2 separate regions of the Mus musculus genome follow, and region 1 is linked to region 2. Evidence: chromatin loops called from intact Hi-C (ENCODE). Cell type or tissue: left cerebral cortex. All regions are shown on one strand.

Region 1 (5,000 bases), 180 kb after region 2:
TGAATTTATAAACACAGTGAGACTTATCAGTCCTGGCCTCCTAGCTTTATCACCTTCAGTTCTAGGCAAAGGAAGACAGGACTCCCCACTGGCAGACAGGGTAGCTGTGGGAAGCAAGATGTCAACTCAGAACTGGAGCAAGGAGTTTGCCCATAGGTAAAGGCCCTCCCACTCCTCCCTTTCGTTGCGAGGCTCTGGACCTCTTCCACAGCAGCTCTGGGAGCTGAGACTGTGAACTCACCAGGCCATCCAATGAAAGTGGCTTTGTACCTTAGTTGGGATGCAAAGAGATGTGTTTGCCACAAATCTTTTGGTGGAGACACACATATCAAAACCCGCAAGCGCGCACAGAGCTTCATGCCTGGGCTTTGCAGTGTGTCTCCACCTCCCGCGCTGCAGAGGCTGAGCCTGACTTTCAAAAAAGGGCACTGCAGCCCTTAGCAAATCTCCAGAGGAAAACTCATGCTTGTCCCTGCCAGGGACCCCAGGTCTCCTCTGGGGATTTCCTCCAAGGGCCTCTGCAAATAAGAAGGAACTAGGGGTGAGGAAAAAAAAGCCAAAAATTCGGGGAGTGTCAAAGGCATGGAGCAGTGTTGATTCCTCTCAGTATCTGCCTGGATATTAGATGCAAATAAGTGCTAATAAGTACAGTTGGAGAAGCTAATGGAAAAACCACCCTCCCCAGGAGGATTGCCACACACAGGGCAGCTACCATGGCCGGACTGACCGACTGTGCTTTCCAGTCCTAGGGAAGCCTGTGTGGACTGGCTCTAGGGAATAAAGCTGTATAAACTTCTTCTATGAAGGCACTTGCTGTCCAAAGACACTGGGCTGAGGATGGAGGTTTCCATCATCTCCCCACTGGCCAGTGTGTACAAACATGTGCATGAGGGTCGACATGAATAGGTGTGTGTGTGTGTGTGTGTGTGTGTGTGTGTGTGTGTGTGTGTGTGTGTGTACTTACCCTCCAAAGGGTGCACACCGCTCAAGAGGTTCTCTTGACCATCAGGCTCCTGAGACCAAATCCCTGTGATAGCTCAGGCCTAGCTGCAGATGTGAACCACACTGGTAACTGCTCAGTGGAGCTGCGGCCAGGACTCTGGGTGGTGTGGCCCTTTGGAGGTGGAGGAGCCACAAAGGCACGGGGACCAGCTGGCTGGAAGGCAGGTAACTTTTTACCCATCCCCTTCTTTGTTTCTATCTTTTCTACTCTGCTCTGACAGTGTTTGGCTATAGCTTGGGGTTTTTACTGCCCCAATCCTCCCGACTCTCCACTCCTGTCCCTCAAATCCATTATGTTCAACTGAACTTGACTAAGGGGACATATACTTGCACCTTCCTTCCCACGAGTAGCTTGTACAGCCAGAGGAGCTGTAGAGGTCACAGCACAGCCGGAGCCTCAGACCATCTTGAGCTCTCTGGCATTCCACTTTGAAACCGGGATACCTGGGCCAACCCCAGCTCCACCAACCCCACCCCCACCCCCACCCAGAATTGTTGACAGTAGCACCTTAGTGGCATCTTGTAGCACATACTTCATTGTTGCAAAACTAAAAAGGGATAAAAGGTAGCTGGGTGTTGTGTTACATGCCTGTAACCCAAGCACTTGGAGGCTGAGAAAGGAAGATCATGTGTTCATGGTTAGCCTGGGCTACACAGAGAGAACCTATCTCAAAAACAGAAACAAAACAAAAACAATGGAAGGGAAGGCTACCATATGCTTGACTGCCAACTCACTTGCCCTGAAGAGGATCCTTGGATACTCTGAGTTCACAGCAGTCATTAAAGAAGCCCAACTACCACTCAGGCCTTTCAAGCTTGCTAGTGTTAGAGGCTCCCTTGCCCTCCACATCTCTAGTGTTAGTATCTCTGCTCCTTATCAGGGCTGCCACACCCTTATCTGGTCACTCAAAGGCCACAGATCCACCTCAGTCTTTAGCTTCATCACCCATCTGGGATGGAGCTGGGTCAACCAACCAACCAATCAACCAACCAACCAGTCCACTCAGGGAGGGGAGAGGCCACAGCCACCGCTCTGTTTTACTGGAAGCTTCTTTTCAGTTTTGTTTTGTTTTGTTTTGTTTAATTTTATTCTGTATGTCCCTTCAAGACCAGGCTTGTTTACTGGTTGGCACCGCTGAGAATGGTTGCTAGATGCGCACCCAGCCTTCCCTTCTAGTGTCTGATTGCCCCCTGCAGGTCGGGGCTTCTCTTCTCTGGAAAAATCAAGATTTGAATCCACAGCCCTGGAACCGAGTCCCGGTTCTACACTTGTACTGTGTGGCTGTGGGTAGGAGGTTTCCCCACTCATTTATTCTGGGTTTGGAGGGAGGGGAGAGGTTGCTTGCTTCAGCCCTCAAGCTGGTGCCAGACCGACGCTTAAGGATGAAGTTCTTAAGTGAGAATCCGGCTCACTGGGCACTTGTGGTTAACTGAGACCCAGAAATTTAGTGGTGAGTGCCAACAAGAGACAGGCCTTGTCCAAATTCCACGCGTACTGTAGTCTGGGAACCTACCTGAATTTTTCTGCGCACCAATTCCTTTGCAAGCCCCGCGGCCGCTCAGCTTTGGGTCCAAGACCCTGCTTGCTAGCGCCTTCTCTTTTTCCCTAGGTCAGCGCAGGGTTACTCAGTGTCGCCACTGGGGCAGTGGCAGCTAAGAAGCTGCGGAGTGGAGTCAAGCGGCAGACCAGAGTCCAGCACTCGGGGATCCCCGAGCTGGGCGCAGCCCGCGCCAATACCGCCCCACCCCCCCGCTGCCTCCCGACCGCGCCCAGCGGCAGCTCCCACAGAGCGCGCGGCCAGTGGGGCTGCTGAAGCCGCAGAGCGCGCGTGGGCGTGGCGCCCGTGAGCTCCCGAGAGGGCTGAGCGATCGGGGAAGAGATTTCCCCCATCTCTGCCCTGCCACCGGGATCGCCTCTTTCCACCGTGGGGCGGGGCCCGGACTGGGGGCGGGGCGCCGGGCGGGCGCGGCGCTATTTCCAGCCTTGCCGGAGGCTTCGCTCGCACTTCGCTGGGAGCCTTCCCGGCGCGTGAGCCGGATCCGGTGGCACCGCGGGGAAGAGACAGGACCGGGCGGTGGCGGCAGAGACAGGGGGACGCACCCGGTGCAGAAGATCCAATAGGAGCACGCCGCCGCAACCTCTCCCGCGCGCTCCGGTCGCCGACTCTACGCCGATCGCCCACTCCCCGCACCTTGGACTACACCGGGAAAAAGACGCAGCCTGGCCCGAACTGGGGCGGAGATCCTTCTTGCTTCCCAAGAGCTCCGGAGGGAAGATTCTCCCGCCGCCGAGAACCCCGCCGGACTGGAGGAACCCGTGGCCTGGAGAGCGCTGGCTGTGCCAGGTAAGTGGCTGCGCCCTGTTCCCTCTCTATGTTGATAGTTCACCCGAAGGGTTGTCCCTGGAAATCCCAGGATGATGCCGGGACTGTTCTGAGCGCAAACCCCGCCACTAGACGTGGTTCAGAGTCCTAAGCTGCAGGTGCTGTTGGGGCATGCGGTGCTTGGGTCTGGCGATACTTTGGGGACCAGCCCCCGTGAGTGGGAACTTTAATTAGACTTTGGATTCTTGGTTTTCTCCGCGCCTGGGAACTGCCTCTCTCTCCTAGGGCTCGCCTCCAGGACCCTTCGCTCCTCTTCTTAACCCTGGATGCTGGGTGCGTGTAAGCTGCTTTGGGCGCTGAGCGACGAGTGCTCGAGGGCCGGGCTGGAGCGTCCAGAGCGCCGAGGCTTTGGTGTGCGCTTGGAACTGGGACTTAGAGGCCAGTTGGGGTGCGTAGGGCGAAAGGGGAAGTTACAAGCGACCTTGGCTCCCTACCAGGAGACGCAAGGTGTCCCCGCGCTCCATCGCGCGCATCTCCACCCCTCAACTCTCTAGGGCCCCGGCCTGTTTTGTGCTCCCGGCGAGTGTGCGTGCGTCAGCGATCGCAAGGAGGTGTGTGTATGCGTGTGTCCCCGAGTGCGGGAGTCGGAGCCTCAGGCGGCTGAGGGTAGGGGATGGTGAAATGATCTGCTTTACAGCGGGACCGAGCTCAGCCCTAGCTAGCGGCTGTTGCAACTTCAGCTGCTGCGTGGGGCTGTTTTGCTCATACTATGGCCTGGCCAGGAGAATGTACGTTCTCTGGTTTGGGCAGGGTCAGAGGTGGCGCTTGGGCATCAAGTGACCTCTCTCTATTTCCCGCGCAGTACTCCAAACCCTAACTTTAGTTGTATATCTTGTCTCTGGGCCCTTCGGCCCTCACCTGGGGTTGTAACAGTCGGGGAACTGTGCCCTGGATTTCGGACATACCGGTTGGATCTTGGAACAGTCTGTCCTGCAGCCATTTCGGCATCACCGGAGATGCATCTCTAAGCCGCCTCCCAGCAGGACCCTAAGCGTGATTGGTTCTAAGGGGAACAGGCTTCTGGGCTCTCTGTATCTATGGATGTAGCCAGGCAGCAGGCCAAGTGGGAGACTCAGTTCGGGGCAAGGATGTAGCTCCAGATGGCAGGGGTGGGTAAAGGGGTAAAAGACAGGTTAACTCTTTCCCCACCTTCCCCCACACTCACAGGCTTGAGCTTCTGCCACTAAGCCTACTTTCTTTGGGTTCACCTTGACCGTTTACTGGTAGGTAGGAAGCCTTGTCTTCAGTCCCACCCTAGTACGAAACAACCTTTGCCCTGAAGAACTCTCCTTAAAAATTACCTACCACCACAGCACCTCCTGATCTGTCCCTGTCCCAAAAGAGATATTGGAAAGAATGAGGGAGGGACGGTTGCTCTCATAGGAGAGCTTTCTATTCTTTTAGTCAGGGTCTCATCCAAGCTGACCTGACCTCAGCCGCGGAAGGCAGGATTACAGATGCGCACCGTCTTACCTATTCTCTCTTAATCAAGCCATCCCACCACCCACAGGCAGGCTGCGGGGGGGGGGGGGCTCTTGAGGAGAGTGGAAACGTTCTGGAGGCTCCGGCAAATTGGTCTCCGAGAAGTGACACACAGCAGAGGTGCCATTCAGA
Region 2 (5,000 bases):
AGGCTGTTCACTTGCATAGCCCTGAAGTCTCACAGGATCCTGGGTGGGAACTGCTGAAGGCTGCAAGCACACTGTGCCCCAGGCTCTCACACCACCACACAGCCAGCCCCGTTCCTGCAGTGTCCCAGAGCTGGGTCATGGGCTAGCACTAAGTCCATGGGATGCTCATGATGGCCTCAGGCTGGTTGGCAAGTGCATGCTCCCTCTAGGCCCTCAGCAGCTCTTCTGTAGTAGGTAGAGTGGGCAGAAGAGGAGCGGCTAAAAGGAAGAGAGGGAGGTGCAGGCTGGGAAAGGCTCAGCTAAAAAGTCAGCCCTGGACTCCCTCAGACCTCTCTGTCTCACTTCAGTCTGTTTTCTGTTGCTATAACAAACAACCAAGACTGGGAAATTTATAAAGCAAAGGGACTTATTTATTTACTGTATTGTTTGGAAGCCAAAGACGACCCTGGCTGCTTTTGGTGAGGGCCTCACTGTGCATTTCAAAATAGCAGATGACATCACATGGCAGGAACATGTATAAGAGTGGCCAGTAAGAGTGAGCCTGAGAGGGCGAGGGGAGATACCAGGCACATTTCATAACAGCCCCTCCTATACGAACCAATCCTGCCTCCACAGGAGTCAGAGCTCACTCTCTAGAGAATAAGCCACACTCTGATAAAGGTCACACATGCGCTTACACTGCAACCCTGGGCCCAAGCTTCCGCACAAACCCTACCTTGTACCACTTCTGAGATGAGAAGTGTGAAGGGTGATGGGGGAAGGGGGGAGGGAGGAGGGTGGAGGGAAAGGGGACAGAGAGGAAGGGATGGAGAGGAAAGAAGAGAAGAGAAGGAGAAAAAGAATAAAGACAGAGCTTAGGCCCTGAGCACCTCACATCAGCTTCTCCCAGCGACCCAGGCCAGGATGCTCCTGCCTGGCCAAGACTGTTACAGACATGCTAGGCTGAAGAGACACCTGCCCCACTGTGTGTGGTCCTGGGCCACAGGCCCAGACTCCATGGGCAATTCGGGCAACTCTCACCCAATATATCCTTTGTTTTCCAGCCAACCAGAGCTCATCAGGGAGTATGGCTGGGGTAATACCAGGAGGGCTCTTATACTGCCAGCTACACCTATGTGGTAAAACTGGTGTAAGTGTCATGCCATCTTCCTACACTTGCTTGCCCACAGCAATCACTATGGAGGACAGCCGGAACCTGGCCAGCATTCCTAGAGTTGGGCAGGGGTAGGGACATTTCAGCAGATCCCAAGGGGGAAGCTGTGGCTGACAGCTATCATGCCATACTCTGCTGGCCCTTGAGACTCTGTGGCTCATTTGTCAAGTGTGTAGTCAAGCCTACTGTATACCTACAATGTGCCAGCCACACGTACAATGACAACATGGAAAATCCATGCCCTGAGGCTGTGGAAGAGAATCCTTCCACATGAATATTGAACATAAGAAGACAGGAGCCATGGGGTGGGTCTTGAGGGAAGTCCCTGGCCTTGGTGGCACTTTCAGAAGGATTAGCAAATGGGAATCCAGAGGTGTATCAGAGAAGCAGTGATCATACCAAAGGTCCTCAAAAAATGCAGCCTGGGCCAGGCCTGGTGGCACACACCTTTAATCCTAGCACTTAGTAGGCAGAGGTAGGCAGATATCTAAGTTTGAGACCAGTCTGGTATAGAATGGCAAGCTCCCGGCCAGCTGGGCAATACAGTGAGACCCTATCTCAACCCCCCCCCCCCCAGCCTGGAAAACAGGCCTCCAGGCTGACACAGAAGAGCATCATCACCTGGGCCTGGCTCAGAACCGTGAACAATCTTGTCTCACAACTGTCAACTTTTTCCTTTCAAGATTCTTTTAAATGATGGCTTGTTTAACTGCCAACATCAATTGGCTGGCAATTTCATGAACAAATGGTTTTCTGCTTGTCTCTGAGTCCGGCCACTTTTATTTGTCCCTGAGTATTTGGCAGGAACTGGTGACATCAATAAGGAGATGTCAATTTTTAACAGCCACGTGACATGTAAAACCTCAGATGGATTTTCCGTCGGCAAACAGGGCGCCTGGAGGAGCAGTTATTAACAGCCCTGGGAGACACATGGGCAAGCCCAGGAGACAACACTCCGGATGTAGACTGGATTAAGGAGACACTGTAGGCACCAGACCTCCAAGCATCATAAATAAAGCTGAAATTTTAGACTGTGCTTGAACCCTCTGCTGTCATAATCGTTTAGGTCACGGCGGGTTTGATGTTTTATAGCAAAATGACAAATATCTTTCTTAACTGCTGAGTGAGGAGCCCGCTGGCGTAACCAGCCGAGCTGCCCACTGCAGGTGAGTGGGAGGCTTCTCGGGTGGGAGGAGTCATCACGCGGCACATGTGCTCTGTCTGGGGTCTGTTTTCTCACTGTCCCCACTTCCCATCATGTGGCCTTCCTTCCACACCTCTGGTGGCGCATGAGGTCTGGATCCCACCCTGTTCCCAGAAATGGCCAAGGCCCAACAGAGCCAAGGAGAGGGCAGAAAAAGGAATGGCAGTAGAACAGTGCGGTGAAGTAGCAAGGGTGGACGAGGAAGGAGGCCTGGAAGCAGTGGGTGACTCCTTGACAGCTGGAGGTCACTCCCAAATCCCTGCTGCTGACCCAATGCCCAGACACAAGCCTAAAGGATGTCACCAATGTACACGGACAAGTCTTAGGGAGTGTCAAGAGCTAGGAAACCAGTTCTGTCCTTGTCGGAATACCTTTACCTCGTGGGTCTTGTGATTAAGTCAGGTCGCAACCTTGAAGGTGCTGCTGTCAGCCTCTCATAAGCCCCCTGGTTTGAAGGGCAAACATTAGTTCCAAGAAATGCCTTTTTAAAAGAATTATAAGTTTACTTATTTTGAGTGTGTGTGTATGTGTGTGTGTGTACCCACTATAACACATGTGTGGAGGTCAGAGGACACCTTGTGGGGGTCAGTTCTCCACCATGCTACCACATGGGGACTGAACTGATCAGGCTTGGTGGCAGGTACCTTTATCTGCTCAGCCACTCACTAGCCCCCCCCCCCCCAATGTTCTGAAATACAAATTCCCCATTGTCTTCCCCTGAAGCCTAGCACTGGGTCATGCAGTCCTTCTCAGTGAACTCCCACATGGTGTGTCATGGGTGGTGCCATAGGCTGGAAATAAACCTTTCCACCATATGCTCTCTAGGTCTCTCCTCTGCTGCCTCAACAGGAGGTCCCTCCTTTCTCCATTCAGCATCCTGTCCGTCAACACTTGCAGTTGTTCCCCACCCCAACTTTCTCCTCGCCACCCCACAGCTGTTACGAGGTGCTTGGAGCCAAACTGCTGACATCTTCATGAGATCCGCTGTGCCTATTTGGGAAAGGCCCCCAAGACTGAGCCTGCTGAACTACAGCACTCCTTCCGAGAAGCAGGGTGTGGGGAGGGTCCGTGGAGTACTGACTATCTAGCAATCCCTCCCAACCGCTTGTATACAATTTTGCATACCTGCACGTGCCTTGGGTCTCTGGGAAGTACTAGAGAGTATAATATTGGGGATGACTAGAGGAAGGGGGTGGTCTCTATAAGGCTAAGAGGAAGTGGTCGTCATTGCTGGGTGAGCTCCACACTTGTGTCTGATAAGGGTGAAATCCTATTTTGGTGTGTCTTTGAGACCTTGGGAGAAAGGGGTTGGGTTGTTTGCCCATCCTCTCAGCCCCTGAACCATCCTCATCTCCACTATCTTGGTTCTAGGCCTCTCCACAAATTCCCTGCTTTCCCCCCTTTTTCCCCTTGCAGCCTGCTGCAGCCATCAGCCCTGTTTACCAAGTCTTTTCTCTGCTTGGCAACCTGTGTCCCCAACCCCACCTCCTATCCTTAATCCCCCTTTCTGCTCTGATAGCCTGGATTCTTACACACTTCAGGTTTCACTGGACTGACACCCGTTAAGGTCTACAAGGTAAAGGCTTGGTCCCTTTGGTGATGGAATCTTTTAAAGATAGGCCTTGCTGGAGGTCTTCAAGTCACTGGGCACATGGCCTTAATGGGGACACCTGTCCCTCTTCTCTGTTGCTTTCTAGCCACAGGGTGAACACATTTGTTCTGTCACATACTGCTACCATGATGTTGCCTTGTCACAGGCCCAAAGCAATGTAACCGCTAGACTGTGGACTAGAACAGTACATCTGTGAACCAAAATAACCTCCCTCTTTATAGGCTGGTCATCTCAGGAGTGTTCCAGGGACAGAATGCTAAGGCAACCGCCCTCTTAAAACTAATGGCAAATGACTTCCAGTATTTCCCTCATTACCTTCCCCGACTTCAGCTTTTGACACTGAATTTGTCACCAAATACATGCCATATTTGACTTTACTTGATTTATCTCCAGACAGATTTCCCTTGCTTTTGCCTCCCCAACTCCCAGAAGAGGGCCTGACACCTGTCATTACGCAGTATTTGTGATGTAACAAACCCGTACAGGCAGTCTGTGGATATGCCATGCCAGGTAGTAGGAACCAGACAGGCTGCCCGGCAAGGATGGACGATGTGTATGTAGTGGACACCTGTCAGCTTGCTTGGCTCTAAGTCAAAAGCTTTCTGAAACAGACATAATTCTGGCCAATTTGGGTTACCTAGGGTCGGTGGAAACAATCCTGGGAACTCCTGGTCTGGACAGGCATGGCAGTCATTTGTAAACCCAGGATTCAGGACTCATAGGCAGGAAGCTTGGGAGTCAGAGGTTAGCTTGGACTGTGTGACTACATGGCATGATCCTGTCTCAGACAAACAGACAGACAGACAGACCACCACCTCCCCACTCTTGAAGGAAAAATGAACTCTGTGGTTTCTGTTGCTTCTGGGAAGCCCAGAGACATTAATGCCTGAAGACTTTCTGAGATGGTCTCTGCGGAAGCACATGCAGGCATTTAACATCTTTCTGGGGAGGCTGCGGCCTCTGCCTAACCCTGAGGGACCAACTGGCACACATACCTCATTACAACACCAAAAAGACGCCCTTTATCTGCC

The links. Hi-C counts contacts between places; a loop is a spot of excess contacts. Peaks named below come from ENCODE experiments on the same cell type or tissue, not always from the same donor. Only the 100,000 strongest peaks of a DNase experiment are listed, where the experiment ranks them.
Region 1: a loop joins it to region 2, with 2.0 times the contacts of the local background. A loop is called at or near these places in 2 of 42 quality-filtered maps.

Annotation. Positions count from the first base shown.
Region 1 is chr7:34,810,693-34,815,692 of GRCm38, reverse strand. Chst8 (carbohydrate sulfotransferase 8) reads left to right here and starts at 2,982. Exons shown (of 4, transcript NM_175140.4): 1 at 2,982-3,347. It overlaps Gm38987 (a long non-coding RNA gene), which reads right to left and starts at 2,985. Exons shown (of 3, transcript XR_881950.3): 1 at 2,517-2,985. In left cerebral cortex, a CTCF peak has its summit at 2,195 (motif pointing left); DNase peaks (open chromatin) are centred at 2,962, 3,448, 3,923, 4,303 and 2 more places; H3K4me3 peaks cover 2,652 bases; H3K27ac peaks cover 1,808 bases.
Region 2 is chr7:34,992,051-34,997,050 of GRCm38, reverse strand. The region is part of intron 9 of Pepd (peptidase D); the gene reads right to left. Among named protein-coding and RNA genes, the nearest start is that of Gm35534, 4.4 kb to the right of the region's middle. In left cerebral cortex, no CTCF peak of the experiment used is centred here; no DNase peak of the experiment used is centred here.